Linked DNA regions of Homo sapiens: region 1 is linked to region 2. Evidence: read pairs that join two places in POLR2A ChIA-PET (ENCODE). Cell type or tissue: MCF 10A. All regions are shown on one strand. Links, peaks and the distances in the headings refer to the core of each region. The heading gives the core; the rest is flanking DNA. Region 1 holds the start of MIR29B2CHG (MIR29B2 and MIR29C host gene). Region 2 has its middle 43 kb from the start of CD34.

Region 1 (15,633 bases), core at 3,961-8,960, 51 kb after region 2:
GCATGAACATTGTGGAGGGGTTGGGGGTCGGCTCGTGGATGCTCATCTTGCTTGACTGCCCATGCTGGAGAGGAGAACCCAGTCATTGGCCACTTCAGGTCCAGGCTTGGCTGTTGCTCTGTTTTGCTGTTTTTCATGTTGTCAGATCTTCTTGGGAACAAATGACTCAGCAACCCAAATCTCTGAGACTGTGTGGCCAATTACTTGAAAAGTAATTGAACGTATTTACCTAGGCCCTAAAATTTTGAGCCCAGGAAGGATGGATATCCAGACTGGTTTTACTCTGGATTCTTCAGGCTGCAGTTCAATTTGGTTTTTCAAATTCCTGCCCTGATAGAAGGATCTCATGTGTGGGGTAGGCAGGCAATGTTTTAATTACGCTTTTTGTCCTTAAGAAATTCCAGGGAGAAAAAGGTCCTGGTTTTTGGCCAAAAAGGCAAAAAACAACAGAAATCAGCTATGACTGTAATCCTGGACTTGTCTGTGGCACAAAGAGTTAATGGGACAGTGGTCAGGGTGAGGAACATTTTTTCTCAGGGCTGGAGAAGCCCATATGGCTCAAGAAAACATGTTGCAACATTTAGTACAGGGCAGCCCTGTCTGGGCACTGGGGGCTGCCACTCAAAGAGTTAAGCTACTCTTATGCCTGAGAAGGCCTCAGGGAAGGAGTGAGCCTGAAAGGACAGGGACCTCTATGCCCCAGAGCAGTGAGGTGCAGGAGGGGTGAGGTGGGAGGGTGTGAGCTGAAAAGTGTGGCCAAGGAAGCAGAGTGTAGGCCCAACTTTTTTTGCCTTGTTTGACCAGCCTTGGCACTGCCCTCCGGCTCTCCAGGGGAAAAGCTGCAGTTCTGCTCTTGCAACACAAGGAGCAGACTGGAGAATTTAGATCTGCGTCACAGAGCTGAGAGAGAGAGAGAGAGAGAGAGAGAGAGAGAGAGTGAGAGAGCGAGCGAGCAAGCAAGCTCCGTCGATAGGTCTGCTAGCAACAGCCGTGCTGCAGCAGAGAGAGAGAGAGAAATCAAGAAACAAGTCATAGCAACACCGGGCACCAGGTTCTGCCAGCTCACTTGCTGAGCGTTCAGAGATCTGTCAGGGCCAGAGGCCTCTGGGTAGCCTAGGCTAGGAGATGACACGCAAGGTGGCACGGGCGGTTCCCGTGGGGAGGAGGTGGGGTGGTGGTGGGGGGCAGGGGTGGGAGCAAGAGGTTGTGGGGCGACGGTGGAGGGTTTGATGGGACCAAATTCTGGAACATTCGGGACTGCGGCACCTTACGGCGGGACCAAGATTTGGGTCTGCGCAGGCGGCGATGGGTGGTCCGACGGGCTTCAGGACTTGATGGCGTAACCCCCTTCTTCCCCCACGTATGTATTTGCTGGGATCAGGGGCGCTGTCTCTGTGTATGTGGGTGCTCTGTCTTTCTCACCTTCTTTCTCGATTTTTGCTATTTATTTCTCTGAGGGAGGGTTTTTTCCCACTTTAATTTCTTTTCCCTAGTGTCAGCTGCTCAAGCCTGACCAGGGTAGAGGTGAGAGGAGTGAACCATCCCCTGCTTCCCACCTGACCTCCCAGCTTTTACCCTATTTCCTTCTAGTGGACAGACAGACTGGTTCTCCAAGTTGTTTGGGTGTCAGCGTCCATCTGTCTGTCCGTGCAGGTCTTATGTGGAAGGTAAGGGAGTGAGAAGTGCCGAAAGGAAGACAGAGGGACAGTTTTTTCCCAGGGGTTGCCTTATTGAAAGGTCTGGCCCTGGGATTCTGAGGCTGGTGGGGAGCCGAGTGGCCAGGGTGGGGTGTGGGCTGGGAGAAGTGGGGTAAAGCTGGTAGGTTTGTCACTGCGTAGTTGGGAAAAGTGGGGAATGGTGACGCAGTCACTGTTGCATCTGGTTAGGAGCTCTATGGGGACAGGTAGTGAGGCTCCTGGGGTCTCTGTGGCCAGCTGAGAGGGGTTAAGGATGAGCTAAGAAGGGAAGCTAGCATTTAGAGATTAAATGTCATCCTTTTGGCGTTGGAAAGTTGTTTACCTTGCGCTCTCTGTGTCTCCATGTTGGCTCCCTTCCAGTTCACATGTGATGGCCTTCCCTGTACTGCTGCATCATTAACTAAGTGACTGAGCTGGCCTTCCATTGGCCAGGGGAGGGCTCTCCCTCCAGACACTTCCTCTGATTGGTGGGTGGGCCAATGGCAGGTGAAAAGCTTTTTTTGATTGGCTCAGGGCAGGGTATCAAATCTGAATTTGCATTTCACTTGCTTAAAGGGGAGCGGGGAGAAGCCCAGCAGCTTTCTAAAATCTCTTTAGGGGTGTGCGTAGGCTCCTGTGTCTATGCCTGCTTTTGACTGCCCAGTTGAAGCCTCTTCCTATGCCTTTTAAAATTTCACGCACTATAAGGAGGAAGAGCTCAGGGCTCCCAAAACTTTTTATTTAGAGGGAAGAATGCTAGGGAGATGGGTATGCAGAGGGTTGACCAAATTGGAAGAAAATATTTATTCTGTAGTTTGGTGTTGGAAAAGGGAATTTTCCAATCAGCCACACCTCAGTGTTGCGGCAAAATAATTCTTGGCTCCCCTGGAAACGCATGGGCAAGGTAGGGCAGAGCTGCTGCTGCTGATACTGCCACCACCCTGGGCTTCCTGCTGACTCTGGGCTACTCCCTGGGGACAACAGATTTGCATTGACGTCCGGGGCTGTCCAGAGGCCCTCAAGAGCCAGTTGTGAGCTGAGCCCAGTATGGGAAAGATCTACCTTCTGGAAGCTACTACTACGTGGTGCTTGGAAAGGTGAGGATGGGGGACTGACCCCAGGAAATTGCTCGAAACTCCGCATCTGGTGGGATTTCCAGAAAAGTCAGTGGGAGACGGGAGGTTTGGAGGCCCCGGGTTAGAAAGGTTTGTCAGTCTAGGGAATGAGGAGAATCAGAATAAAACTAGGGCAGCAGGCTGTCCGCCTTTGGTTGGGGGAGGGAGGCCTCGAAAAATCAGGGTCCCGGCTCTCTAACCTGTCTTTGTCGCAGGTCTCACGTTTGTGGGGAGGGGGTTTACCAAGCCCTGCGCCATGCGCAGTGGCCCCCACCCGTGACTGCGCATCTGGAAGCGCAGTGCGCCCTGGGTCTCTGGCCTAGGACGAGCACCGCCCTTCTTATTACATAACTGAGGGCATGGCACGCGCCTTCTCGGCCCTTCCTTGCAACCCTACCTTCTTGCTCCCCAGGGCCCATAGAGCTGGGGAGGGTCTGACTGGGTAGCAGTGAAGGACTGCAATCCCTGGGAGGGCTAACTCTTGTCTAGTTACTGGCAGGAGCCAAGCTTGAGGACAAAAGTGGTGGTTTTCTAGCCTCATCTTGGGGAAGAGGCTACAGAACATCCTTCTGAGTGCCCCATACCACCTATGGCCCCTAGGGCCTCTCTGGTGGAGGGGGTGGCACCCTTCTTTCACTCATGTCCCATCTGATTTTTGAGAGGATGTTTCTGAAGGAAAAGATGTGATGATTATCGGGGGCTTGGTTGGGAGGTAGTTTTGACAGTTTACTCCCCTTGTCACTGGCTTCCCCTCTTTTCCCTGGGTGGGTTTATGATCTTTCTGGACTCCTCTGATGAGCTGCCATTTTGGAGCCATTTCTGCTGGTCTCCGACATGGTGGCGTTGGTTTTTCTGTCCTGCTGTGCCAGTTCCGCAGAGTGGGCGGGGGGCGGGGGCTATGACGGAGGAGGGGAAGGGGGGGCAAAAGCACAGCAGAGGCAGGCACAGTGGTGGCTGCCGCAATGAAGGTGGCTCTAGGGGCAGAGCCGCCTAGTCCCACCCTTGGACACAGTCCTGGGTGGGGATTCAGGTGGAAGGCGTCTGGGTAGGGGTTCAACACCTGGGCCCGGCTTTGCCAGAGCGTGGGTTTCCCATGTCCTCATCAGCCTGGTGCTTGGAGTAGTTCGGAAAAGCTGAGTGTCTGAATGAGAGTGGAGGCAGAGGCTCGGCAGCTCATCTCAGACGTGTCAGACCCGTGGTTTGTGTTCCCCAAATAGGCTCTGTCTCCAGCAGCCTCCCTGTGGGGACAGGGAAGTGAGGTCCATGGCAGCTTTGAGGATCTGTTCGGATGGTCCTGCCTGCTTACTGTTTTTCTTCTCTTTCTCCTCCATGCCCCCTGCCAGTGCCATGGTTCCAGCTGTAGTCCTCTTGTGAGGCTCCCCGCTGCCCGTTCCCCCTCTCTCCAGGCCCTTCTGCGTGCAGCGGCCATCTTGTCTTTCTTGCTCAGAAACTTAAAATGGTTTCTCATAATTCCCAGAGTAAAATTCCTTCCCTTTAGCGTGATGCTCAATGCTGGCCGTAACTGGCCTTAGGTTTCCTGTACAGTCTTACCTCTCTCAGTTTCTTTTGGTGGACCATAGGTTCCAACAAAACCAGGCAACTTCCTTTTCCTATCTGTTTTCACCAGTGATGTTTTCCATGCCTCTTCTCCTCTGCATCCACCTGTGGCAGTCTCACTTTCTCCGTGGACCTCTCCTGATTTCCTTGGCAAGAAGCAGTTCTCATAACCACCCCTGCCCTTTCAGCCAAACTTCCATACAGTCTGTCCCTTTTTATGGTACTTTTGTTGTGTTATGATTATTTGTGTATAAGTCTTATGTCACCTATCAGATTGGGAGCTCCAGGAGGGAGGCTAGAGAAAGGAGAAGGAAAACAAATACCTATTTGGTGCCTTCTGTTTGACAGATACCATGTTATACACTTTCCCTGCAGTTACTTCATTTACTCCTTTCCACAGCCCTGTGGGGAGCATCCCATGTCTAGTAAGTGGCCTGGTCATGACTAGAGCCCTGGTCTTCCAAAGCCTTTACATTTTTCCTCTCTGAATTACTGGTGTTTACAAGATGGCTGTTATGAAGTAGATCCCCAAAATTTGTCTATTTAAGGAATTTTGTAAGTCCCTAATGCTCTGAGGGAGTTTGGGTGGTCAATCTTGTGTCCATGGTCTGGGTCCCTCAGCTGTTCCTTGACACTGTCATTAACTTTCTCCTCTTCCTTTGTGGTCAGGTTCACTCAAGATGATGGCTTTTTTCTTGTAGCTGAAATTGATGGATTAACTGACTCAGTTATCCTGGTTGCCTTCCTCGTACAAGAGGAGGGAGAGGTGGAGTGGGATACAGCATCTTCAAAGCCAGAATAAGCTCCAGAATTAGAGAGCAGGGAGCAGAGACACTGGACTTGAACAGACCTAGGTTTTCATTGTGATCCTTCTTCTTAGCTGAGTGACTTTAGACAAGTCATATGATTTAAGTTTTCAGTGAGATGGAGCTACTACAACTGTTATACAGAAATGCCTAATATATTGGCAGCAAATAGGTTCCCATCCCTACCCAGTGGTTTATCAGGGACTTAAAATGGGAGCATAGCAGGGGGCTAGAGAAGAAATGGGGGAGACAGGAGCTCCTGTGCCCTAAGTGGTATCACAGCAGGGGCGCAGAGGAGGTAACCTAGGCGTTACGCCCTTCAAGCCTGCAAGGTGTACTGTCCCCCACCTGCCATAAATACCCCTTTACTTCTGCATCAGGAACATGCCATGGCATCTGAGTGGTGGGGGCTGGTGACGGCAGAGGGAGGGTCAGTGAGCTTTCCTGGGAGCCTTTTGATGCCAGGTTAGTTTCCCTTCTTTCTGAATCTCAGCAGTGGCTGCCTGCTTCCCTGACGCTGCTGAGTCCCACGGGAGGGGAGCTGGGCACCCTGAAGCCCCTCGTTACCAATTCGGGGGCCGCGGAGCAGAGTGTGACGACAGCCAGTGAGTCGTCAGTCGACGGCAATGGGGACCCTGGTGACGGCTGCTTTGTTGTTTTTTTTCCTCTTTGGAAGATGACTCAGTGTATCGGGAGCCGGGAGATGGAGCTCTCAGCAGAGTGGCCAGGATGTTCTGTCAACATGAAAGCTACAAAAACAGCTCGGGGCTCTGAGCTGATCCTTAGCCTGGGGTCATTTTCAGGGAGGGCTGGACAGAGAAGGCGGCCACCGCCCGGGCATCAGGATGGGAGCGACACCAGGTAACTCAGCAGGGCTCTGGGAACCCTTGCATTTTAGAGTCTGAAAAGAAAATAACAGCTGTATGTGTTATTAGATGAGCTTGGCAAATAGGGTCACTTTTTGAGTTCTTCCCACTAGTCCCAGATGACAGACATCTTCCCAGGGCCCAGAAAGCCCTTTGGGATTTTTCACCGTGGTTCTCTTTGTGATAGTCTTGCTGGTCATTGCCTTGAATGAAGGGCGATTCGCTTCTTGGGGTAGGGGTGGGCCAGGCCGACCTCAGTGAATGCGGGCGCACCTGTACCTTGGGAGAAGTGGCCGTGGTGGGGCTGTGGCGTCTTGAGAGTCCTCTGCCGGGCGGCGCTTCAAGATGGCGGATCCGCATCACCGTCACTAAGCTAAAGGCTGGCTCTTGGGCAGCCTGCGTCAGCCTCCCCTTTCCATATTGACCCAAATCAGAGCTTCTCTTCTCCCCTTCATCTTCTTCCTTTTCTTCTTAGGTGAAACAGTGGGCCTTGAGTTCTTGACCCTTTTAATTTTGTTTGCGTCATCATGGCGGCTGTGGGTTCTAGGCTTTTCTCCATACCGCAGCTTTGCGCTATAGGCGCGTGATCCCCCCGCCCTGCCCCGCCCCGTCCCGCCCCGTCCCGTCCCGTCCCGCCCCGCCCCGCCCCGCCCCGCCCCGCCCCGCCCCGCCCCGCCCCGCCCCACCCCACCCCACCTTCTTGCGACCGAGAGAGAAGATGCACCTCCACTGCCACTGAATGCGGACAAACCGTCCTCCCCTTTCTCTTCTCTACCCCCTCTGCTGGAGCGTGGGGCAGAGGGACAAACAATTGCTTATGAGGATGAGGGACAACTTGGCCGCAGCCCCCTCCCTCCTTTCACTGGGTACTATTTTTCAGTCTCATGCTTTCCCGCGGATGATGCTAGCAGTGACATTTGTCACTGAGCACCTCCTCTTCTCTCCAAGGACCTCCCAGGGTGACTCATTTGGGATCTCTGGTAGGAGTGGCTCCTGGGCCTTGGGAGCCAGAGCAGGGCAGGGAGATGTGACCGAGGTCACATGAGAGAGTTAAGCAGGGCAGGGGGTGGGAGCCAGCCATCCCCACTCAGAGTGCAAAGGCAGACACAGCCGCTTCATGTCATGTTTTGCACCCGAGTAGAGAGCAGCTTGACCTAAAAAGATTGTATGTATATGGACGTTGGAACCTTTCGTGTCTCATTTTCTTTGTCCCAAGCTGTGTATATGATAAGAGCCTGGATTTCGGGCTTCAGGCAGCTCTGTGGTCTCTCAGGTTCATTTTCTGAAAGAGGTGGTAAACAGACCCTCCTTCATCAGACCCTGCATCTTCTGTTACTGGCCTTTCTCCAGGACATAGGTCCCATGTCATTTTGCCCAACATTGTCTTGCGTCTTTCATTGGATGGCGGGCAACAGCTAAGGGTCATCATCCCAGAGCCACATACTAACCCAGATGGGCCCCTGGTTGGGATCTGCTGGATTCATTGCTTGGTTGGCTCTGTGAGCTGAGCCCACCTATCTTCCTTTCTCTTCTTCCTCATAGAGGACTCAGGAGAGTGCAGCTTGCTCTGTGAGTGGGTGACAACCTCTTGGCGACTCAGGCTCAGCTGAGGATGGTGCCAGTGTGCCGGAGACAGCCGTCATACTGCCGGATAGAGTGGCTCACTTGCATGTATTTGGAACAAAAAAAGGAGATGCCTGGCAGCCCCGCTCTCTGCAGTAAGTATTCATCTGCATTCTTTTACATTCCTTTATTTCTTCGAACATCAGAAATGGGTAGATGTTTATTGAGCCCAGCCACCTGCTATGCCTTCTCCATTCTTCTCCCACACACCCCACCCTTAGTCCTCCAGAAGAGAGGACTAGATTGATTTTCTCATGCTACTGGATAGCTGCAGAGAAGCTAGAATTTGCTGTTCAGCCCCCACACATCCCCCTCACATTTGGGAGAAGTTGATTTTCCCTAAAATGGAGCCAACAGCCTGTGTCCCTCAGTGTGGAGTGTTAATGGGCTGCCTGGAAGGACCCTGTGTGCCCTCACGGCCCCCAGCCGGGAAGTGAGGCTCCCCATTGGCTGGCAGTGGGAGGATGGTCCTTGCCAGCACCTAGCATGGTTCTCTGCCAAGTTCTAGCTCCACATCTCCAGGCTGGTAGGAACCTAGACTATATATAGCATTGTGCTAAGCAATTCTTATCAGACGTGTCTGCCCTCCCCTGTGGGAGTGGAGCACTTCTATCAGAGAACCAGAACCTAGAGAGCATGAGCCATCTCCAAGGGCCTTTTATTCTGGGAAGGGGTGTGTGTGTGTGTGTGTGTGTGTGTGTGTGTGTGTGTGTGTGTGTCTGTCTGTCTGGTTCAGGGCTGCTTACTTTCCTCCTGTATTGCAGATGCTGATAGATTGAAAGGTCGTGCTAGATGAAGGTGCTGATGTGGGATGAGGGCCAGGAAGGGCTAATAGCTCTGCGATGGATATTGAGCTTAGAGGGAGAGAAGCTAGGGGCATGTGACATGGCTGAGGGTACAGTTGAGCCCTGCCTCCGCTTTCTCTTCCTGGTTTCCTGTTTGCCATGCTTTGCCTAAGGATGTCTTTTGACCTCTCTCTTCCTTCTTTCGGACCTCTTGCATTCCCTGCCTTCCTCCACCACTTCCTCCTCCCTTTGATTTTCTTTAGGATATATGAGGGCAAACACAGTGACTGGCATCCTGGGTCTGTGTCTACTCTTCATCCTTACCCATTTGGGGTTTCTGGAGATCTGGCTCCAGTTGGGCAGAGAGGGCTCAGCTGTCCTCTGGAGGAGTTTTGGTGGTGGGTGAGCATGTTGTGTTGGCTGGTTCAGGGCAGGGTGGGTTGGATATTCCCCTCTTTCCTCTCATAGGTGCTGTTGAGCCACCAATTTTTGTGGTTTTGTGACCACAAGTGCTGACTGATGCGACATGACCCCAGTCTTGTCAGTGAATCATCACCAGGCTGCTTACTGGAAACTGGATGCAGCAAGGAAATAGGATTTAACCGCTCTCTGCCTCCCAGGTAAGTCCAGTGTGGGCTGCTCCCTCCAGCCTTCCCCCATCCTCCTTCCTTCCCACGAACACCATTTTCCTTATTCCGCCGGGGAATCCTCAGACGTCTCCATTCAGAATCTCCCAAACGATTGTTCTCTTTTTTGCATTCTTCTCCTTCTGGCTTTTCTGTGTGGGGTTAGTAACCAGCACAGGGTTGGGGGCAGAATGGGCAGCTGAAGTGGTCGGGCTGTGCGGACGTGTGGGAGATAGCTGGGTAGTGTTGCTGGGTGTGGCAGTTGGCAGAGCATTTGGGCCTCCCACAGTAATAGAAACTCTCTTTGGCTCCAGCATCCAGCAGGAGGTTCTGGGTTTAACCCCTCGGTAATCCTGGGAGCCTTCCTGGTGCCTGGGGATTCTCTCCCCTGTGTAGTCTCAGTGGATGGCCTGTCTTAACTCTAGATACATTTTGCCTTGAGGGGGCTTAGTCTAGGTTGGTGGTCTGGAGTTTGGACTGGGCTGAGCAGTGAGCTTTGGGACTCTCCCTAATTTTGGGGTTTCTTTGAATGAGCCACTTTCTTCCTCTAGGCCTTCATTACCTTTGCCTTAAAAAACAAAATCCCTGGTCCAGTAAGCCATTGCAAAGCATCTCTAGGAAGTTGACAAAGAAATGCTTTTCTTCTGCCTCACTTGCTGCCGATCACAGTAATAGCAATGGTGATTAAAAATGAAAAATGATGACGGCCTGCAGAATCAGGGAGGTCAGTGGCATCATTGATACAATTCACAAAGCAGACTCTCGGTGCCCACACATCACTAGGAAGTCTCTCTCCTATCGAGTAGATGACTACAGCATTCTTGGCCAGTAAAGCCAGTTGGAATTAGCCAACAGCAGATTGGTCTGGGCTCTAAAGATAAAAGGAATTATGTTGGGTAATTTTCGGAGGTACCTATGGGATCCTACCTCTGGCCACACAGTGGTCGCCTCTCTCTGCTCATATGTTTCGGTGGGGGTGGGGGGTTCCTCTTCCCCATGCTGCTCCCGTTGCTATCCAGGGAAGATTGGCCAATTCTGCTTCCTGTTATTTCTTCTTCTCCTCTGTCCATTTGAGGTGAGTCTCTAGGTTGGCTGTGAACAGCCTGAGGAACCCAGGGCTGTTTGGAAGAATCTGATGTCTCTTCCTTCAAGGACCCTGACAGGTCTCAGCCCTCCAGCAGTACTGCAGTGAGGGATGGCAGGGGGTGTTGGAGTGGAGAGATATCGACTTGGGTGCAGCTGGGGAGACTAAAAGGAGTGAGCCAAGTCCCTCAAGAAGTGTTGGCTAGAGTCTGGCCAGCCCTGGCTGTAGGGCTGGAGCCAGACGTAGCTGCTGGCTGTGCTTGGGAGTCTCAGCCCTCATATGTGCAGTGTGTCCCTGGGCATGGCTCTTCGTGATCCCCACTCCCACGAATAGCCCTGTCCTTGGTTAGATTGGGAAAACCAGGGTGGGAAGTAAAGGGGAGGTTGGTTTTGCTCGTGGTCATGCAGTTATCTCTCTGGCCTCTGATGTTTCCAGAATTGGGATTGGTGCTTCCCTGCTGATTTTCCTATTTTTGTCCCTCATCTGGTTCTTTTCCTCCTTGCTCACCAGCCTGGGTTCTACACACATGACATGGGGCATTGTGTGTTCCCAATGAGGATAGCAGAACAGTTGGTATCTCCTGAGAGAGGGGCCAGCATATCTGGCACTTTTTTCTTGACCTTTGAATTTCTGAGGTCTGGGAGTCAGGAGGCAGCATGGGGCCTCTCCATCCGGGATCCAGCAGAGGTTAACAGAGTTGGTGGCTCTGGAGCTGAGGTGGTGTGGCTTGGCTGGGAGTTGTGGGGGAGAGGCCCTGCCAGGGGCCCTGATTGGTCAGTACCTTCTCTATTCCATTGAATCCTGGTCCGGTCAGCTCTGTGAATTGTTTAATGCATATCTTGGCTCTGTCCCCTGGCTCGAGTGTCCCTAAGGCTGCAGCCACAGCTTTAGAGAGGATCTGTACCTTGTGCTGGTCACTTTTTTTGGGCGTGTTACCTCCCTCTGAGATATGTAAGAGATACCACCCTTTCCCACCAGCCGGCTGTCTGTGGGAGGCCCTCATTTTGCTTTGCTTTTCTGAGACTTGGAGTGACTGTGAGGAAAGCATGGACTGAGTTTGCTTTCTTGCTGGTTCCTTCCACAAGAGCTGCTCATGGGCTGATAAAGCCAGAGAACACCTCCAGGGCCCCATGGCCTGTGCGGAGCCTGGTACCATAGTGTCAAGCCTACAGGGATGGACTGGGGACATGGGGGCAGATAGAGCCACGTGGGGAGGTGGTATGTGTGGTTAGATCACAGGAGCAAGTCCAGGAGGGTGTGGGAGGACAAGTCCAGTGCTCAGCCAGGGCTGCCTGTCATGGCCCAGGATGGATGTGTGCATCTCCTGTGAAGGATTTGCGTCTGAGTGCCTGGTACTGAAGGTAGGATGGTGCCCCGATCAGGGTCTATAATGAGGCATGAAGGTATGAGATGGGCATCAGAGTTGTTGGTCCAAGGGAAACTGACCTTTTTAAAGGGCTCTCCTCTCCTTATCTGATTTCATCCTCAGAACAACCATATGACATAGGGATCACTTCCCTTTTATAGTTAAAGAAACAGATTAAGTGACTTAACCCAAGGTTATGCATTTGGTAAGTGAGGTTGTTGAGATTTAAATGCATGCACTTCTTATTCCAAAGCCTCTACGTTATCTTTACTCTTTTGGGCTGAAGTCAGACATTTTTGTGAACTAAGATTCTCAGAGGACTGATGTGAACCAGAGTGAAAAGGCAGACACCCGAAGGAACTTTCCAGTCACTGGGGACGGTTGTGCCGCATTCCTTTAGGGGGAGGCAGGGCAGACCCAAATGCCCTTTGGTAGCCATGGACAGGCAGAGCTGAGTAAGGCCAGTACATGGCGTCTGCTGCTGTGTACGGAGCCTCTGCTATGTGCCAGGGACTGTGCCAGGCGCTAGAGATACAGAACTTGACAAAGCCAACTTTCCACTTTCATGGGGCATACATTCTAGTGTGGAGAGACACCGCTAATAATGATTTTTAAAAAGAATTTAAAAATGTACAGGGTAGACATATATGGAGATTGTGTGGGGATGAAAAGGGGGACCCCCCACACACATAAGGAGGAGAATTCAGATGATGGTCAGAGGGTTCTAGAGACTTAGGACCTCAGCCATCTGAAGCCACATCAATTGAGCTTTCCTTCAGGGAGTTAGGACTGACACAAACTAACCCCCTCTTTTTTCCTAATAACTTGGGAAATCCATCCAAGGTCCCCATGGCTTACAGGAACTTGTCGTGAGTCAGGGATCAAGGTGGAGTAGATGTCAAGCCTTTGGTCTCCGGCAGACTGGTTCTCTCCTGTCTGCCATGGTTGCTGTTGGCCTTCTGCCTCACACCCTCCCAGGCACCAGCTGACTTCTTTCCTCAGCCTGGTCACTGTGCCCCACACTTGTCCATGCAGCACAGGGAAACGTGCAGGTTAGGTCTTTGCCGAGCCATTGGTCAAATGTTCCTGCAGGAGGCTGGTTCTGAACTCAGCCTGTCCTGCCAGAACGAGCCGTTCCCAGAGCTAATCGTCTCACGATAGGGAAGGGATGGGCACCAGGCATAGAGAAGTGACCTGTGCCAGATGCTTGGTTGAGCTGTGTCTTGAGAGGCGGAGGCAGGTTGGTGGTGCTGGGGACAGGGCAGGCATGTGTCATGTGTTCAGCGCATGTAGCTCCAGGGCTCGGGACTTGTTTACTTGGTGGAAGAGGCAGCGGACCTGCGGAGTCAGGCCATGTGATTGTTGGCTCTTTGGCTGATCATGGACAGCTGACCCGCCGGACTGCACACACTGCCATCTGCTGCCAGGGGTCTGAAGTTGCACAGGGATGAGGTAGTGTAGTTGGGGGTGCTCAGGGAGGAGGAGGGTCAGGAAAGTGGGGTTTGTGTTGCTCTGTGTTGAGTCAGCCGACCCTGATTCTGGTCCTAGCTCTTGTTGGTAAAAACTCACTCACTTTCCTCCTTTCAGCTCCAGTTTCATTATCTATGAAATGAGGGGATGGAACCAGAATCTCTTTGGAGGTTCCAGCTGTATCCTGGGGCCTCCCTGAATGTTCATGGAGATGTTCCTTAGCCAGTAATTCAAGATGAGGAAAACTAGGCCCAGGTTTCCACAAGAGAAGGGGAGGGATCTTGATGACCTGTCTCAGAGCGGCTGAAGTGGTACTGTTGGAATTAGGGTGGGTGGGTGGGAGGAGGTAGTTTTTAAAGACCTCCCAGAAGTGGAAGCAGAGGGCTGGAGGTTTCGTGAAGGTGTTGATGAGGATCCACCGGGTGGTAGGGGACATGGCTACGCGCTTCCCCCGGGAGGCTTGTTGGAGATGGGTTTATGTGGGAGCTGCTGGGGGTGCCTGCTGTCCTGCAAGGGGCTGACCCAAGGGACCCTGCTCTAGGAAAGATGCTCCGTCCTGTCTGGCCCTAAACCCTGGAGAGAGAATGCAGCTGTGGTTTGAGGGAGGGTCTGTGCCCCTTGCTGTCAGGAAGTTTTCCTTTATATTTAGCCTTCTCTTTTCATGTATTTTTTGAGGCCCTCGACTAAAAAATTAAATTTAATTTTAAAAAATAACAATGAAAAAAATAAAAAATAAACAAAAATATCTCAGAGCCACTGGTTCCATTTTGGCTTTTTAGTCTTGAGTCACTCTTAAAAAGATAGCAAAATAAAACACATGCAGGAAAGCCGAAGGTCCCAGGCCCAGCCAGATGGGGGCTAGGAGTGGCTGGGACTCTGGCCTAGCTTCTCCATGGCAGCGTTAGTCCCAGACGTACACCACTTCTGCAAGGCTGTGTGGGTAGGAGCCCCTGGGGCTGAGGGGGCACATTGTGCAATCTGCTAAGCAGAATGTAGAGTTTTAAAATAGCTACCTTTCTCCAAGACACTATCTGCTTGCCGCTTTGTGGGATGTTTACCTGGGATTAATAATAGCTGAGTGCCACCCCACTGCCAGTATGGAATAGCAAACAGCGATCTGGGCTAGGACTCAGGCAGGAGAGGAATGGAGTAATAACCATCGTATCAGCTCACATAGTTCTTTTCATACTTGCTGGCTCATTTGGTCCTCACACAACCCTGAGAGGGTAGGTGGTCTTATCCTTGTCGTTGGTAAAACTGAACCTGAGAGTCAATCCTGCCAAGATCTGACTGCTTGTAGCCGCTTCTCGTGGGTCTCCCATCTAGGTCCTCTGACTTCAGCTGTTATTTCTCTGGGTTCTGACTAGTGGGGCAGGGACAGGAGTAGGGGAGTGGAGTCTTTGGCAGTTTCCTTAATTTCTGAAGGCCTTAGAGGGCCTAGAGATGCCTTTTCTATGTGTTGAATGGGAAACGGAACCTCAGCATGTCCAGGTTCTCCAACTCTCTGATTCTTCAGACTTCTTGGAGCTCTTGTGAGAACTGGCTTGCACTTTTTGGCTGGGAAGCCAGCCACTCACCATGTGTTCTTGGAGAGGTTTCCTGTATTTGGAAGCTTCTGGAATATGTGATGCATCAAACCACTGTGACACATCTGTATGGCACCTCATGCCTATGCACACAGGCATGCTTCTGCTGAGTGCAGCTCACTTAGAGATGAGGCCCAGTGTAGGGTTTTTGAAATTTTTCCAACACATTTGTAAGAGATGCCCTGAGCCTTGCCCAGCATGCATGTTGTGTGTATGCTACCTGTTTGCTGGCTAATGTACAGCGCCTGCTGGAAGCCTTGGCTAATGTACAATGTAAAGTAAGGGACTAGAAACACTGGCTTTAGTTCTGAGTGTCTGCTTCATGATTGACTTGAAAAAGTAGGGCTTACCCACAGAGAGAAAGGTGGGTAAGAGAACTCGTGGGTGTCAGTTTTCCTTAAAGGCAGAGCATAATCCCCCACTCTTTATAAGGGCTGGTAAGGCAGAGTATTGGACAGCAGGACTTCTTGGCCAGTTAGCCCTCTTGAGTGACCTTTGTTTAAATAGACCCAGAACTTGTATGAAGGAGGAAATAATGGTTTATCTTTATTTACAGCGGATTTAGCCATGATGGTTTAGGCTTTTTCTGGGGGTATTCCTTTAGGACAGTTGAGGTTGGACAGGGGCAGCATGCATATGTGTCTCTAAATGTCTGTCCTTTGGTATTTCCTGAATGCATCCTTGGCTCATACTGAAACCCTGTGATGGGGAATCCACAGCGGAATTGTTTTAGTGGATAAAGCCTTCTGTAGCTTCATGTGTGAAGATTTGTCATGTTGGATCCAGTTCATTCTGTCCACTTGAAGGATGGAAAAGAGAGTGGGCAGAACTTGCAGCAAGGAGAGTGATTTGGGCTAGACTTCTGGGAGAACTGTGCATCACCTCTGCTGAGGGTTCCTGAGGAAAGATGAAGCCTCTTTATTTGAGGTAGGAGACTCGGTGTCCTCCACAGGATCCTCCCAGTCCCAAGTCTGTGGCACTTTGAGACAGTCCCTGGAACAGCATGAGGTTTGGGTGCCAGGATCTAGAGCAGGCATTTCTCTCCATCTTTCCCATCTGTCTTCAAGACAGGC
Region 2 (15,633 bases), core at 4,149-9,148:
TGCTGGGCACGCTAGTGTGACGATTTTCAGCACTTCCTGGTCCGAGTGGTGCTGTCACAGTCCTATGTTGCCCTGACCTTTAGTTAAAGTCTTCCAGGCAAAATGACCTTAAGTCCTGGGAGTCTTTGGGGAAAGAAGAAAAGAAGGGGCCCGCTTGCCATGAATGAGAGTGATGTGATAAGAGGACAACATTGTCAGCAGGCAGGTGAAAGTGCCCAAATTCAGCTGGAGCAGGAATTCATAAGGAAAAGTGATCACAAAAAATGTCACTCCATGCCCCAAGAGTTTTTGGAAATCTTGGCTGGGTGTGGTGGCTCACACTTGTAATCCTAGCACTTTGAGAGGTCAAGGCAGGAGGATCACTTGAAGCTGGGAGTTCGAGATCAGCCTGAGCAATAAAGCAAGACTTCGTCTCTACAAAAAATACAACAACAACAACAACAAATTTAGCTAGGCATGGTGGCTTGCACCTCTCACCCCAGATACTCAGGTGGCTGAGGCTGGAGGATCGCTTGGGCCCAGGAGTTCGAGTCTGCAGTGAGCTATGACTGGGCAACAGAGCAAGACTCTGTCTCAAAGTAAAAAAAATAAAATAAAATAAAAATATATCTTGGGAAAACATGGACTTTCCAGACTTGGGTTGTTAATAAAACATGATTCAAGAACGCGGGTAAAAATTAAGTTACATAAGGATTAAATGAGAGAATGTACTAAAGCAAGTAGCTCAGAGCCCACTTCTTGATAAGCTTTCAACTTAAAATAGCCCTTATTATTATGACTTAATGTTCAATTTCCTCTTTTCTTCACCCCTTTTACTTCAAGGGCTCACAATCTACTTAAAAATTTCGATATAGTCACTCATTTATTCTACAAACATTTACCAAAGTCCTTTGATGTGTCAGGTAAGTTAAATAATTTCAGGCAGTAGTAATTGTCATAGCTAATGTTTTTGAGGGCTTAGTATATACTAGGTACTGTGCTAAGTGCTTTACATAGCTTTTTAAATTTAATCCTCAACAGTCCTAGGGAGGAACAATTATATTCCTACTTTACAAATGAGGTTAGAGAATATGGCACAGTGAGGTCAAGAGACTTGCCCCAGATCACACAGCTAGCCAGTGGGAGAGCCAAGGTGGAACCCAGGCTGTTGAATTTCAGTGCACACTTTTTTTTTTTTTTTTTTTCCTGAGACGGAGTCTCGCTCTGTCACCCAGGCTGGAGTGCAGTGGCGTGATCTCGGCTCACTGCAACCTCCGCCTCCCGGGTTCACGCCATTCTCCTGCCTCAGCCTCCCCAGTTGCTGGGACTACAGGAGCTCGCCACCACGCCCAGCTAATTTTTTGTGGTTTTTGGTAGAGACAGGGTTTCACCGTGTTAGCCAGGATGGTCTCAATCTCCTGACCTCGTGATCTGCCTGCCTCGGCCTCCCAAAGTGCTGGGATTACAGGCGTAAGCCCCTGCGCCCGGCCTAGTGCATGCTTTTAAGCTCCACGCTACACTATTTTGTATTTAATTTTTTTCTTTTTGTGTCTTCTCATGCTTGTTTCCTAACTATACTGTTTTTTAATGCAACTGACAATGTGTGTGAGTTATGGCGTGCAGAGTCAGAGGGATGATGAGGGAATGGCCACCATGGGGACGTTATCCTAGAAGAATGAGTGGGATTTTCTTGCCTTCTTTTCCCTTGAACCTCATATTCCCCTTCCAGCTCTAAGCACTCAAGATGGAGTGGCAGTAGGATCCCAACACTTATATCTGTCCAGAATTGGTCATCAGCTGGCTTGAGTTCTCCCATTCTGCCTGTGCCTTCCCTTAGCAAGGGAAAGAACAAGATGGAAGAGAAGGAAAAGGCTTGATTGAACCAGCCAATAGATAATTAGAAGCTGACTATTTTGCAATAATGCAGCACAACAGCAATAAATAAATCAATCACTTGGGGGGTGGGGAATGACTTCCCTATAATCAGCTATTAAAGACTTGTACCACTAATTAGTCTATTAATTAGAACTGTTCTCTTCCTTCCACATGTTATCAGCCTGCCAAGGCAGAGAAAACTCAGCCCCGGGGGCAGGAGATAAGAGAAGTAAGACATACAGAAGTGGCAGATTCAAACAGCTGGGCTTGTGTGTGTTTTAAAAGCACAGTTCTTAGTGCCCCGGGCATATCCACCTGCTAGTAGGAAAAGAACGTTTATCAAAAACCAAAAGGCTGTTGTCTTTGTTGAGCAGAAAGGGGAAAAAAAGATTTAATCTTTAAAGAGAAAAACCACTGTAACCACACTCAGGGATCTGTGAAGGGCAGTTCCACTGGGTGTTCCCTACAGCACAGGACACAGTGAGAAACAAACATGCTTAGTGCCAAGGCAGCATAATCAGAAGACCGAGGGGCAGAGGCACTCTGCTCCTACTATGTGCCTGGCACCACCTCCGTTCTTTATGTTTGTAATATCTTGTCTGATGATTTCATCTACATTCTCAGATGCCCTTGAGTTATTTCTGGGAGTTCCCAAAAAGGGACCTCAGATGAGCCCTCACAGCTGTGGTCACCAAAAGATGGCTGCTCTGCTCTGCCTCTCCTGTTGTGGCTCTCAGTGGTTCGTGCTCCCCGCCCACCAAGAGCTTGGGAAAGCCTCTCATCACCGTGCCTGACCTTGTTTTGCAAGCTCAAAGGGCTCTGCCTGGGTCCAGAAACTCACAAGTCATTCTTCAAGAGTTCCAACAAGCTCTGAGCCCCACAGCCATCTACATATCCCCGACAAATGCACATTGAGGAGTACTGCAGCCTTCATACTCCTTTTCTCACTTTCCCAGCTCCTCCGATCTGCTCTGTCCCCTAGTTACTAAGCAGACATCCCCTTGCATTCATATGAAAAATAGCAGACACAGGGTGGGGTTTGGGGGCAGGTGTCTCCACTAGCAACAGCTCACCAACAGTTGATAGGTTATCTTGCTTAATCCTCCCAACAGCCATGTGATGGGCTATCAATCCCATTTTGCAGAATGGGGAAACTGTGGCTCAGAGAGGTTAAGCAATTTGGCCAGGCTTCCATGGGCTGTGACAAAGCACTTGGTAAGAGCTCAATAAACATTTGCTGATGGACAGAATTGAAAATATGGAGGAAATGGAAGATCTCCAGCTTCTGAGAAGCTCAGAGCCTGCGGGGGTCCAACTACACAGTAAAGGGGGCTGTCAATTGAGGTAGCCCCATTAGAGTAAGAGAAGGGGCAGAGATAGAGAGCATAGGGTCAGACCCAAGGCCAAGGCCAATTCCTCCCCACCCCATTCTTTCCTATCTTGGTAACTGTTGATATATAGTCCATTTTCTACCAACAACTCACCTCTGCCCCCTGTGCCTCAACAAACACATCCACACACACATAAAAACCCTTCAGAAGCGGTCAGTGGTGACATTTATGAGCTGCATGATCCTCAGGATGTCAACATGTACGTGTCCCAACATCGATACCTACTTTGGGGATGGAGAGAGGAGCAGTGGTGATGTGGCGGAGAGAGTCTGAGCTTGAAATCCCATGTCAGGCCTCTGTTCCTTGGCAACCATCTGGGTGACCTTAGGCAAATTGCTTTACCATGTCTACCTTCAGTTTCCTTATATGCAAAGTAGGAAATGTCAGCTGTCTATTCAAAATGTTATTGTGAGGATCAAGTGAAGTAATACAATACTTCTAACATATATATATATAGAGAGAGAGAGAGAGAGAGAGAGAATTTTAAAATTACAAAATACTTTGTTACACATATATCTCTGGCCACCTTCAGAGCAACCCTAATTATTATTATTTTCATTTTTTAGATAAGGAAATAAAAAACTCAGAAAGATTGAAATTCACTTGAAAACAGTGAATAGTGCTATTATTAAAAAGCAGTAGGCCTGTCCCACCCTATCTGACTTTTAGATTATGAAGCACCACTGCATTTACCCCCAGAGTCTCTCATCTGGGCTATGTGCCATGTTCAAAGCTTTCATTCATTTAATAAATATTTATGTGTTCCCATTTGGCACTAGGTATTGTGCTAGGCATTGAGGATACTATCGCAGAGGTATTAGTGTGGCAGGGAAAGCAGACGTCATATAAGAACAATAACAATATTGTGATTTTCATATTATAGCAGAGGAAGGGCCAGGTGGTGCAGGAGGAGACAGTTGGGAAACCTGAGGAATAGGTGAAACAAAGTCTCAAAAAGTCGGGGACAGCCAGGTGCGGCAACTCATGCCTGTAATCTCAGCACTATGGGAGTCTGAGGCAGGCAAATCGCTTGAGCTCAGGAATTGGAGACTAGCCTGGGCAACATGGCAAAACCCTGTCTCTACAAGATACAAAAATATTTGCTGGGCATGGTAGCGCATGCCTGTAGTCCCAGCTACTCAAGGGGCTGAGTTTGAAGAATCACTTGAGCCGGGAAGATCAAGGCTGCAGTGAGCTGAGATCACACCACTGCACCCCAGTGACAGTGACAGAGTGAGGCCGTCTCAAAAAAAAAATTGGGGGAGGACTTTTATCAAGATGGAGAGAAACATGGTGTTTAGTACAAGTGAAGCATATAGGTAAGAGTGGAGGCTGTGCCAAGACAGGAGGCTGGAGAGTCAGTTGGGCCCAGATCTAGGAGGCCTTGTGAGCCAGGCAAAGGAGTTTGAACCTCATCCTTAGTCCAGAATGAAACTGCATAAGAGTTTTACGTAGGGAAAGGATTGATATATTTGCAAGATCCTTCTAAATGGGATATTGTCTTAGTCCAAGCTGCTACAACAGAATACCACAGACTGAGTGGCTTAAACAACATTTATTTCTCACCATTCTGGAGGCAAGGTAGTCTAAGATCAAGGCATCAGCAGATCTGTGTCTGGAGAAGGTCTGCTTCCTGGTTTGCAGTTGGCCATCTTCTCACTGTATCCTCCCGTGTTGGAAAGCAGAGAGGGAGAGAGAGAGAAAGAGCACACAAACAAGCTTTAGGGAGATACAGACATTCAGTACACAGCAGATGTGGAGACTGGATCTGGGCCTAGTGAGGCTGGAGGCAGGTAGGCGAGTTAGGCTAGAGACAAATGCAGAAATCCCAGCAAGAAATAATGGTGGAATGAGCTAGGAATAAAGAGAGGGCCAATCTTAGAGATTTAAGATTTAGGAAGTAGAATCAGGATGTGGTGATTGATTGGCATATGTGCAAGAAAGGAGGGAAGTGAGATGGAAAAGTCAAGGATGACATCCACATTGCTTGTGCACCAGGCGGGTGGGGACATCCCTCACTGGACTAGGAGACACTGGTGGTAGAATATCTGCTATTTGGTATGTGTGTCCTGCATGAACTTGTCTTGCAACTTCATCCAGGAACCCCTAAATTATGGCTGCCTTGCCTGGAGGAGCAGGAATGAATGAGATAAGCCTATCAACTTGAGGATTCTGTTTTCCAGACGCCTAGAGGTCCATGTGGTGGAGCATCAGGAAGGGAGGAAAGGTGCAGGTAGAGCAAAGGCATTTGCTGGGCCTCCTATTCTCTCAATCCAATCTCTCTGATTACTTAAGAACTGTTTGTCGAAGGCATACCATGTAAGGCCCTTAGTAGTTGCAGAGGGAGAAACTGATCTTAAAACAGTTTTGCTATCTAGAAGGAGATAAGAAAACCAACCACAGAAATAAATACAGGTGTGTTTATAACATGTTAACAGCCATAAAAGACATACTCTCAGAAAACTGAGGTCATAAATGACATTGCTGATTGGGAAAATCAGAGAGGAAGAGGTTTTCGAGTTGGCCTTAAAGGACAGGTGGAATTTCTACAGGCGGAAATGTGAGGTTGGGCGTCCAGTGGAGATATCCCTGAAGGAGGAAAAAGCATGAGATAAGATGGCAGCGTATTCAGGTAATCACCAGCTCGCTCTTTCTGCTTAGGGTATCTGCACAAAGTGAGATATTAAGCTGGGATCCACGGAGCTTTGAGGAGTTTCAGAATTCCCTGAAATATTGTGCAAAATTATATTTCTGTATGCATGTGCTTTTTTTGAAGACAGGGTCCATAGCTCTTCTGCAATTCTCAGAAGGGTGTAGGTACAAGAAAAGGTTAAAAACAGCAGTTGAAATTTCCGAATTAGAATTTACAGGTAGGCTGGGGCATCTGTGCATGTGTGTTCTAACAAGCTCGGGAAGTGACTCAGTGCACACCTCGGATCTCTAGACGGGCCCATGGAGGCCTTGAGATGCCAGCCTCGAGCGCTTCCCACCCATTTCCCACCCCTCGATTCTCCACCCCCATTTTACAAGGAGTCACCAGCATCCCCACAGTCTCCACTGCCCTGGAAGAAATATGGCGAGGCAAGGTCAGAGGAACAGGGGGGAAATCAGAATATCTTGCAAAGACTCTGGAGTCCCCTTCAGAGACAGGGTGGGTGGGAGCTGCTCTGCCCCGAGTCTAGCGACGGCCACACGGCCTGACAGGTCTCCCGCCCCGCCGCAAGCCCATGGTCAAATTCTGGGAATTTCCGAATCAGTTGGCAGGCCCGGCTGCTGCAGATTTTCCCGGACACGAGCGTGCAGCGCCCGACGCGGCCGCTGGGTGGCGCCGCGCGGGACGCCGAGCGTGGGAAGCGCGGGCGCGCGGGCAGGCTGAGCTCACACGCCCGGGAAGCGGCCGCCGCGGAGCCGGCGTCCGCAGCGGCTGCGCATCTCGGGCCTGCAGCGGGGCGCTTGGCGGGCGGGGGCCGGGGGAGAGCCTGTTTGCGCAGTACCCCCGGAGGGCGGAAGGCCGCCGAGGTAAGAGCCGGGACTCGGCCAGGTGGGAGTGGGCACCTTGGGCCGGGCCTGCAGGGCGGTCCCCGAGCGTCCCGGGGTAGGGTGGGCTCCCTGGGGACGATGCCCAGGGCCCCGGCCGCGCTCCGGTCGCGCCCCACCCCGGCTGCAGCGCGGCCTTGGGGCGCTGCTGGCCTCGCCGCGGGGGTGGGAGCGGTCGCGGCCTGGAGCAGCTCCGGGCGGGCCCCAGGCTCTGGGGCCAGGGCCAGCTGCGCGCAGGGGTGAGTGAGCAGCCCCCGGGCCCTCAAGTGAGCCCCTGTCCGCTCCCCACCTTGCATTTCTCCTCTCCGCAGTGGGCGTGGTGCCCCTTTGCTGCAGAGGGGGCGCCCAGAGTTGAGGAAGGCTGCGGGGGAGAACGCAGAGACAGGTGGTTGAGGGGGCGAGGGCTGGTGCGCCAAGGCTCGAGGTATTAATGCGTATTTCTTTTTCCCCCCTTCTTCAGGGGGCGCGGAGGTCCGTGTGGAGGAGGAGGCGGGAAGGCCAGAGGCATAGCTCAGGAGAGGGCAGGTGCTGCGGGAGATCACTTGGCTCTGTCTCTGTTCAGCTGCCCCCACCCCTGCCAAATTAATAAAGTGGGTGTGGTGATGACGGTGGAGGAGTTTGATTAAGACCTGGCCCAAACTGCCCAGAACTGCCCCAGGCCGGCCGCCTAGTCCCGCGTGTATATCCGGGAGCCGCAGACTCTGAGCATTCTGTAGAGGGAGGGGGAATATTACCCGAAGGAGCTACAGCCACTGAGGCAGCTCCAGAGATAGGGGCTGCGGAGCAATCTTCAGGCTCACAGCCCAAGTTCATAGATGGTGAATTGGCCAGGAATGGTGGGAGATGGGGGCTGTAGGGAAATAGGGTAATTTCCTTAGGACCCCTTCCTTCCAGCTTTGCAACCGTAGACCAAAATTTGGGATCTGGCATTTGTCAAATGTGCTTAATTTTTTTTTCTTTCCCTTTCGGTTTGTTTTGTTTTTTAGAGAAACAGCAAGTGACAGAGCAGAGGAACGGCTGGCCCAGCCAATCCTGGAGCTGCTGTTGCAGCACTTGTTCCCCAAACAAGTGCTCCTACATTCTGGTAGGAGGACAGAGAGGAGGGGGCTACTGGTCCACACCCCTCCCCTGCCGAGGACCCCATGGCTGCTCCCCTGCAGGAAAGGCAGCTAGGCTGCCTTAGGCCGGATGGGCAGAGGCTGCCATGGCCCAGGGTGGTGACGGTTTTGCGGCCCCTCCCTGCTGCCCAGAGTGGGAAGAAGAGCGCAGAGCCTGGCAAGTTTCTCTCTGTGTCCTCTGGGCTGGAAGGAGCAGGTATAGACAGGGCCGAGGCAGCCAGGGCCTGGTGCTGCTTTGGCATTGGTGGCAGGAGGGCTGAACCTCCAGCCCCTTGGGTTTGGTTCCACCCCTGGCCTGTCCCTGGCACTCGACAACTGCTCCTGTGTGCTTATTGGTGCCACCATGTTATATAACGCTTATATAATCTTCCAGGGCGAGCACTGTGTCTCCGCTCTCAGGTCACGCAGACACGGTGTCCGTGTGGGAGGCAGGATCTGTGGAAGCCTGTGGGTGAACCTACTCCCCCGATCCCCAACCTGGCTCCTTCTCCTGATCTCAGCCATAGGAGGGGGGCTGGGAGAGCCAGGTCCCTCTCCACACCAGCTGTGTGGGATGAGAACACGGTTGGCTGGGCAGTTTTCCTCACCTTCCTGCCCCACTAGTCCCACTTGCCCTGTCTGGTAGAGCAGAAGCCATCCTTGTGCTTTGATACCAGCTCTTTGTTTTGGGGGACCCCTGGCATGGCAGGTGGCATGGCGAGATGAACCCCAAAATGTTGCAGTGGAAGAACACATGGTACTTAGGGTTGGATAAAGAGAGGGAGAAATTAGCTCTGCCTTTGAGGAGCAAGGGTAACTAGAAGGATGGTGGTGGCATTATAAGAGATTTGGAGCAGGCCTGGGGCTAGGGGATGGTCAGGGAAGGGTGTACAGGGAAGTAGATCAGACAGCAAAGATAAACATGGTGTTCTTTTACTGTACTCTCCACTGGGCTGTCCCTGGTTACCGGGGCAACAGAAGCAGTGATGAAAATCATGCCTTTCGTTCAGTGGAAAAATTTGGCTCCTCCTCCCGGCTCTTCCTTCTCTAAATCGCCTGTGACCCATTGAGAGGGTTATGCTTCCAAGGATCAGAGAGAGACCCCAGCATGTTTTCATCATGCTCCCCTTTCCCCAGTCTTCTTTATCATCTCCCCTCTTCCTGCATCCCCTGTCTCCCCCCACAGCTCGGCAGTTGGCAGTTGCGTAGGAGTTGGAGTAGATGCAGGGGGAAGGGCATGGACGTCATCACAGGGCAGGGTGAGCAGAGCGTGGGCAGAGATGTGGATGCAGGAATGCCTGGCACATGAGGAGGGTCCAGCATTGATGAGCTAGATGGAGCCAAAAGCCTGTTTCTGGGCTGGTAGGAGCTGAGGTGGGCAGGGTGAGATGATGGTGGGCCTTCAGAGTTCAGCAGTCTGGGTTCGAGGGAGTAGGAACTAGGAAGGGCCTGAGGTTTCTTGTGCAGATATCTTGTGATGAAAACTACCAAACCGTATCCCTTTTTGAAGTTAAGATTTTTGTTTAAGTTTTTTCTTTCATCTTGTGATGAAAACCGTGATTCATTCATTCAGCATTTATTGTGTGCCCCCCATATTAGGTGAGGTTCTGGGAACTGGGAAGCCGAAGGTGAGTAGCACTGGACCTTGACCTTGAAGAGACTGTGGTGAATGAAAGGAGGATGAGTATATGGGGGAAGATCTGGCATTGTTGCAAGCCTGGAATCTGGGGTCCCCAGCAGGAGACTAGCAACATACCAGATCGGAGGTGATAGGTTAGGGTGGAGCCTGTGGAAATGAAGAAGAAGAGATAATTTGGAGTGCTACTCTGGCTTGAGGACAGGACGTGGGGAAGAGAAAGTGCTGAAATTTTGAACCTTAGTGATTTATAGAAATAGAAACATTAGAGTTCAAACTTGTTTTGGGGAGTCATGTTTGATTTTCTTTTAGACATGTTGCCTTCAAGATGATGGCAGGGTATCCAAATAAAAATGTTTATGGTCAGGCAAGTAAAATATGCAATGGAAGTCAGTTCTGGGAAAAGATTTGAAGGATATTGGATTATGAAGCTTGAAGGTGGGTAGAGGTAGATCCTAGGGCCTGGGGCATTACCTGGAATTGAGTGAGGCTGTATGCCTTGTACTGGTTTATTATCCCAGGGCTTGCCCAGACCCTGGACATTTCTGCTAACAAAAACCCACATCTTCTACCAAACCATATCCCTTTTTAAAGTTAGGATTTTTGTTTAAGTTTTCCTCTCCCTAGTAACTATGTCCAGGTATACCTGGAAAAACACACACACACACACACACACACACACACACACACACACACACACACGCATGCACTTATTTCCCCCAAGGTCTTGTGCCATTTGCTTATAGCTCGGGGACGTGCTGTAGAAATGTGCCACAAGTCTTTGGCCTCTTCTAGCAAGCTGTTTATCACCCTGGAGGAGTAAGAGCACTGGACAGAGTCAGGAGACTTTTGCTAGCTACGTGATCTTGGACACACCACTTCCTTTTCCAGGCCTAAGTGTCTAGTCTTAGGGATCTAGCTTCTTCCAGTTCTGAAGCCCTCTGATTTGATGTCTGGAAAGCTTTTTCCACCTTTGCCCAGGTTTCTGATGCAGACCAGGCTTTTTGAACAAGTAGCCTAGATTTCTTAGTACCTTGTGGGAGGGACTAGTAGGGATGGAGGCCTAGTCCCCAGAGTGGGTCCCTGTCTTCAGTGTGGATAGGAGCCCTCCGGGTGGATGGGAGCCTCTGTTCCTCTTTGGAGCATGGAAATACTGGAAGAGCAGGTTTTCCCAATGACCAGGGATTGCAAACTGTGGCCCGTGGGCCGGATTCCTGTTTTTGTAAATAAAGTTTCACTGGAACAGAGACACGCCCGTTGTTTGTGTATTGTCTGAGGCTGGTTTCATGCTACAAGGGCATAGTTGAGTAACTGCAAGGGAGCCTGTATGCCCCATAAGCCTAAAATATTTACTATCTTGCCCTTTAGGATAAAAGATAAAAACTTGTCAACCCCTGCTGTAGACTACCAGAAAAGTGCTTGGCCTTTTACTGAGGATGCTTATGATGGCTATTTCAGATTTCTAGGGTTCTTAAAGATTCTGCATTGGGCCTGTCTTTGTGATCCCATGAGAGGATGATCTGGTAGTTGAAATAGTAGATTATTAGAGTCAGCTCAAAAATAGTCACTCTGTATCTAGGAAAGCTCTTTCATTTTCAGCCTTTTCCCTGGAGCCTGGAGGCCTGAGTTCCTCAGCAGGACTGGGTTTGACAAGCTACTGTCCCTCTCATTCTGATTTCCCTGGGCAGTACAGAGGATATACTGGACTGACCCAAGTGTTGGGTCAAGGATATACTGGACTGACCCAAGCCCAGTGTTGAGTGAGGAGAAAGGAGGCTCATTGGTTCCGCCTGTCCTGTAGGATCTTTCCCCTGATATCTCTATTGTTTCTGATCTTACTGGCACCTTTAGTGCCAAGGTCCTGGAGATGCCGCCACAGAGAGAGCCTGCAACCCAGCCTGGCATGTCTGTCTGAACCTGGCACTCATCCACTCTGTCAGAATAAGGCCCTGGGCTTGGCGTTTGTGGGACATGTGTCTGTGTTGGCTTGGGACTGGAATCAGCATTCATTATTCCTGCAGCCAACCTTCATGGAGTCCTTCTGTGTCCTAGTTTCCACCTTTTTGACCTGGTCCTCAAGCCAGAGTCTTGCTGAAACTCCTAGCTAGGAACAGGGCTAAAGTTCTCGCTGCTGCAGAACAGCAGCAGCCCAGCAGTTGGGGCAGTTCTGCTCAGATAGGAAGTGAGACACGTTGGTAGCAGGAGGAAACCACTTGCTGGAAGTAGCAGGGGGAACGGAGGTGACTGAGGTTGATTCTCGTTACACTTGATAGGGAGGAGGCCAGCAGCAGGAGGAGGGAGCAGACAATCCATAATAGCAAAGAAGACAGAAGTCGAGCACACCTAGAGCTGCTTTTAGCTGGTAATGGTAACTCTGGCTCTAGGAGCATTCCTTCATACCTCCCCGACACAGTTTCCCCAGAGGCTGTTATAAAGAAAACATTCTCTCTTAAATATCTTTTCATTTGTAGGGTTTAGGGTGACCCCATACTATATGGTCTTAAACTTATGTTGAGACAACTGCACTGACTTGGATAAATAAATATCATTTATCAGATATTTATTAAAGATCTATTATATGGCAGGCGCTGTGTGAAGTTCTCAGGATACAGAGGTAAATAAAAGATTCACAGTTTGATCTGGAAGGTTTATGGGCAGCTGAACCAATTTTAATTCCATCTGCACTGGATCACATGCTTCAAGAGAGCATGTCTGTATCTGTCTTGTCCTTTGCTGTCACCCCAGTGCTGAGTGGAGAGCTTGGCACACAATAGGCCTCAGATATTTATTGGCTGACCCATCCTTGTTTGATCTGTCCTGGAAATGTGCAGGAGGAATCTGAGTGGGTAAGTGGAGGAAGAGAGGTGCTTAACGCAGCAAGTGTGACAAATTTGGGGGAAGATGGACATACTTGGATGTATGACGATGAGTGCCTTTAAGTGACTGCCTTTAAGGAAAAGAGAAGGGTTAAAGCTGTATGGGCATGACAGAATCCATTGGCATTAGGGCCATGAGAAGGAAGGAATATAACCTGGCTACAAAGGTGGGTTAGAGGTAGTCAGGATCATTGGGTATAGCAGAGGGCCACCAGAATTGTGAAGAACTAACCAGCGGCAGAGAAGGGAAGAGTGGAAGGAGAGTAGGAGCCATTGTGAGAGGAAACATGGAGACCTCTTCAGGCCTAGGATGAAAGCAGAAATGACACAAGTGAGTCTCAGATGAACATGATGGCAGGGATAAAGAAAAGATGGGACTCTCAGCTCTGTTCTGCTGGTCTCCTCAGAAACCACTGTGTCCATGTATGACTAAAAATGCCTCTCAGTTATTTTCCAACAGTGCGGCAAATGCGAGGAAATTAACTATGGTTTGACATTATGGTTAGTCTTTTTTTTTTTTTTCAAATTTGTCAATGGAAATTTTCACAGGTACACAAAGATAGAGTTAGCGTAATACACCTCAATGTTCCCATCCCCCAGTTTTTCGACTTGTAATCAACACATGGCTTTTCTCATTTCTTTTATACCTTCACCCACCTTTTTCTTACTCCCTTCTTGGATTATTTTACAGCAAGACCTAGATCCTGTATTATTTTATCTATAAATACTTTTTAATATATCTCTAAATGATAATACCTTTTAAAAACTTAACCCTAGTGGTATTATTACACCTTGAAAAAGCACAGTCATCCCTAAATATCTCCTGTCATCCAAATATCCAAATGGTGTTTAACTTTCCTTCGATGTCTCAATTTCTTTCTTTCTTTCTTTTTTTTTTTTTTTTTTGAAAACAGCCAGTTGGTTTGAGTCAGGCTCCAAACAAGATCCTCATGTTTCATTTAGTTGATGACAAATCTTCAAGGCTCTGTTAATAAAGATTATGGTCATTCTTAAAAGAATTTATGTTTTGCAATTCTACCTTTTAGATTTACTTAGCTACCCACGATTCTTCCCAGTCAGCTGCCATCAACAGCTTCCTGAGTTTTGTTAGATGATTTTTATGATTTTGAGCATTTTTTCATGATCCCTCTTGCCTTTATGGTTTAATGTAGCTAGTCATTTTTCCCTTCCTTCAGTAGATGTTTCTTGGGAGCCTGCTCTGTTTCAGGAGCTGTACTGGACACTGGGCCTACACCTGTGAAAAGGACAGACAGGGCCCAACTCCTGGAGCTTACAGTTTGACCACAGGAGAGCTGCTGCTTGGCAGTTTTCCCCGTGCGTTCACCCCAGCTGAGCAGTGTGACCACAACCGTCACTTCTGTGCAGGCAGACCTGCCACGTTTTTATAGCTTGGTGTTCATGCTCTCATGCTGTCATTTTATGTGGTTGACAAAGGTGCGCCTAGAATGTTCAAGAAGCCAGGCATGGCTTCTGTGGCAGGCCTGTGTCTCATAGCCACACGACCCGGCATTCTAACTGTGGTGCTGCTTGGGCCTTGTGTGTATCCATGTAACACTTTTGGGCTTGAGTGTGGATAGCTCTGAAAGTTAAAATGGAGAGCTTCCTGAATTGGTGGATTGTGGAGAGGCTAAATGAACACGTTTAAAGAGGGGGGCTCTGAATTGTTACAGGGCTTGGCAAAAGCCAAGTGTTGCTAATATGTTTGAGCAAATTGGATGTTTCTGTGGCTTTGTGGACTTCAGGTTGGTTTGGGGCTTTTGCCTGTTCCAGTTAGGCTACCTGCCAGCCTTTCAGATGACAGGCCCACTTTCTTGATTTGCTGTTCGTTGTGTATTGGTTAGCCAGTCTGCCTCAGTAGCTAAATATGATGATACAATTCAGGCCTGTCTTGCTGATAAAACTTTTAACTGATTTACATTTCTTTATGTAAGTAAATAATCAGACTCTGACTCCTGTGATGCTCTGATTTTGAGAATGGTCCATGATTCTTCTTATATTTTTGCATTTTCAGTTCAAATGCAACTGTATTGTAGTTACTGGATTATAGTGTCTGAGCCTTTAAAAAAATCTTAGTTAATAAAAGTATATTTTCAGATATAAAACCTAGTATCCTTATGATACATATCTCCTTGTCACTGAAGGCATGTTCAGCCTCTGATGATATGTTTTGTTTTCTTTCAGTTAAGTGGTCTTTAATCGTTTTGATTGTGTGCCCATATCAGTTAAAACTTTTGAGCAATTCCCCTTGTTTGTGTGTGTATTTATAATTTATAAAAAGTAGTGCTGTGCTAAAATACATTATAGTATTATAAAACACAAAACAAAAGACTTCAAATGGCTAGGATATATTGTATTCCCTACCTTCTTCCTAAATGAACTCTTCATGGTTCTGTCCGAGGGCAGCCTTCTACTTTGCCCTAAATTTCAGTTACTCTCACATATTCGACATTGCCCCAGCCTGTCCCCTCCTCCTTGCATCACCACTTTTTCCCCCTGCTCGATCGTTTCCAAAGGCTTTCTCATCTTCAAAAAGTCTTCTTTGGTCACCTCTCCCAGCTACTGCCCCATCATCTGTCCCTCCATATTTTCAGTCCTTGCTGTGTTCACATCCTCTCTTGACTCACACCACTCTGATGAAAGTGCTCCTGGCAAGGTCCATGGTAACTCCCATGATCCTGACTCTAGTGGTCACTTCTTCATCTTCCTCACAGGAGCTCTTCAGTTTGGCACCGCTGATCATACCCTTTTCCTTGACGCTGTTTCTTCACTTGGCTTCCAGGGTGTGTATTTCTGGCTTTCCATCTGCCTAATTGGCCATTCCTTCTCGGCTTCTCATCTCCCTGACCTCTAAACATTAAAGGCCCTGGGCACCTCCTCTCTATCTTCTCTCATTCTGTCTGTGATCCTCTCCTGTTGTATGGCTTTTAATACCATCTATATGAGTGATCTCCAGAGTTTGCTTCAGTGTAATCCTGGGAGATCAATAAGATTGACCATGAGCTGATCATTGTTGAAGCTGGGTGATGGGTACCTGGGGGTTTATTATACGGTTCTCTCTCATTTTACTTATGTTAGAAATTGTCTTTCTTTTTTTTTTTTTTTTTTTTTTTTTGAGGAGTCTCGTTCTGTCGCCCAGGCTGGAGTGCGGTGGCACAATCTTGGTTCACTGCAGGCTCCGCCTCCCGGGTTCACGCCATTCTCCTGCCTCAGCCTCCCGAGTA

The links. Peaks named below come from ENCODE experiments on the same cell type or tissue, not always from the same donor. Only the 100,000 strongest peaks of a DNase experiment are listed, where the experiment ranks them.
Region 1: POLR2A ChIA-PET joins it to region 2 with 11 read pairs; 27 of 35 experiments call an interaction of 5 or more read pairs at or near these places.

Annotation. Positions count from the first base shown.
Region 1 is chr1:207,809,344-207,824,976 of GRCh38, reverse strand. It overlaps MIR29B2CHG (MIR29B2 and MIR29C host gene), which reads left to right and starts at 2,274. Exons shown (of 6, transcript NR_135299.1): 1 at 2,274-2,773; 2 at 5,831-6,015; 3 at 7,563-7,738; 4 at 8,897-9,048. LOC148696 (a long non-coding RNA gene) reads right to left here and starts at 6,598. Exons shown (of 1, transcript NR_026817.1): 1 at 2,381-6,598. RefSeq lists enhancers at 584-633, 2,404-2,583 and silencers at 2,084-2,263, 5,719-6,013. In MCF 10A, for the core only: no CTCF peak of the experiment used is centred there; DNase peaks (open chromatin) are centred at 5,866 and 6,986.
Region 2 is chr1:207,860,159-207,875,791 of GRCh38, reverse strand. No RefSeq gene overlaps it. Among named protein-coding and RNA genes, the nearest start is that of CD34, 43 kb to the left of the region's middle. RefSeq lists enhancers at 2,242-2,311, 2,452-2,501, 2,652-2,711, 7,241-7,420, 7,501-7,550 and a silencer at 6,581-6,970. In MCF 10A, for the core only: a CTCF peak has its summit at 6,568 (motif pointing right); DNase peaks (open chromatin) are centred at 6,551 and 7,401.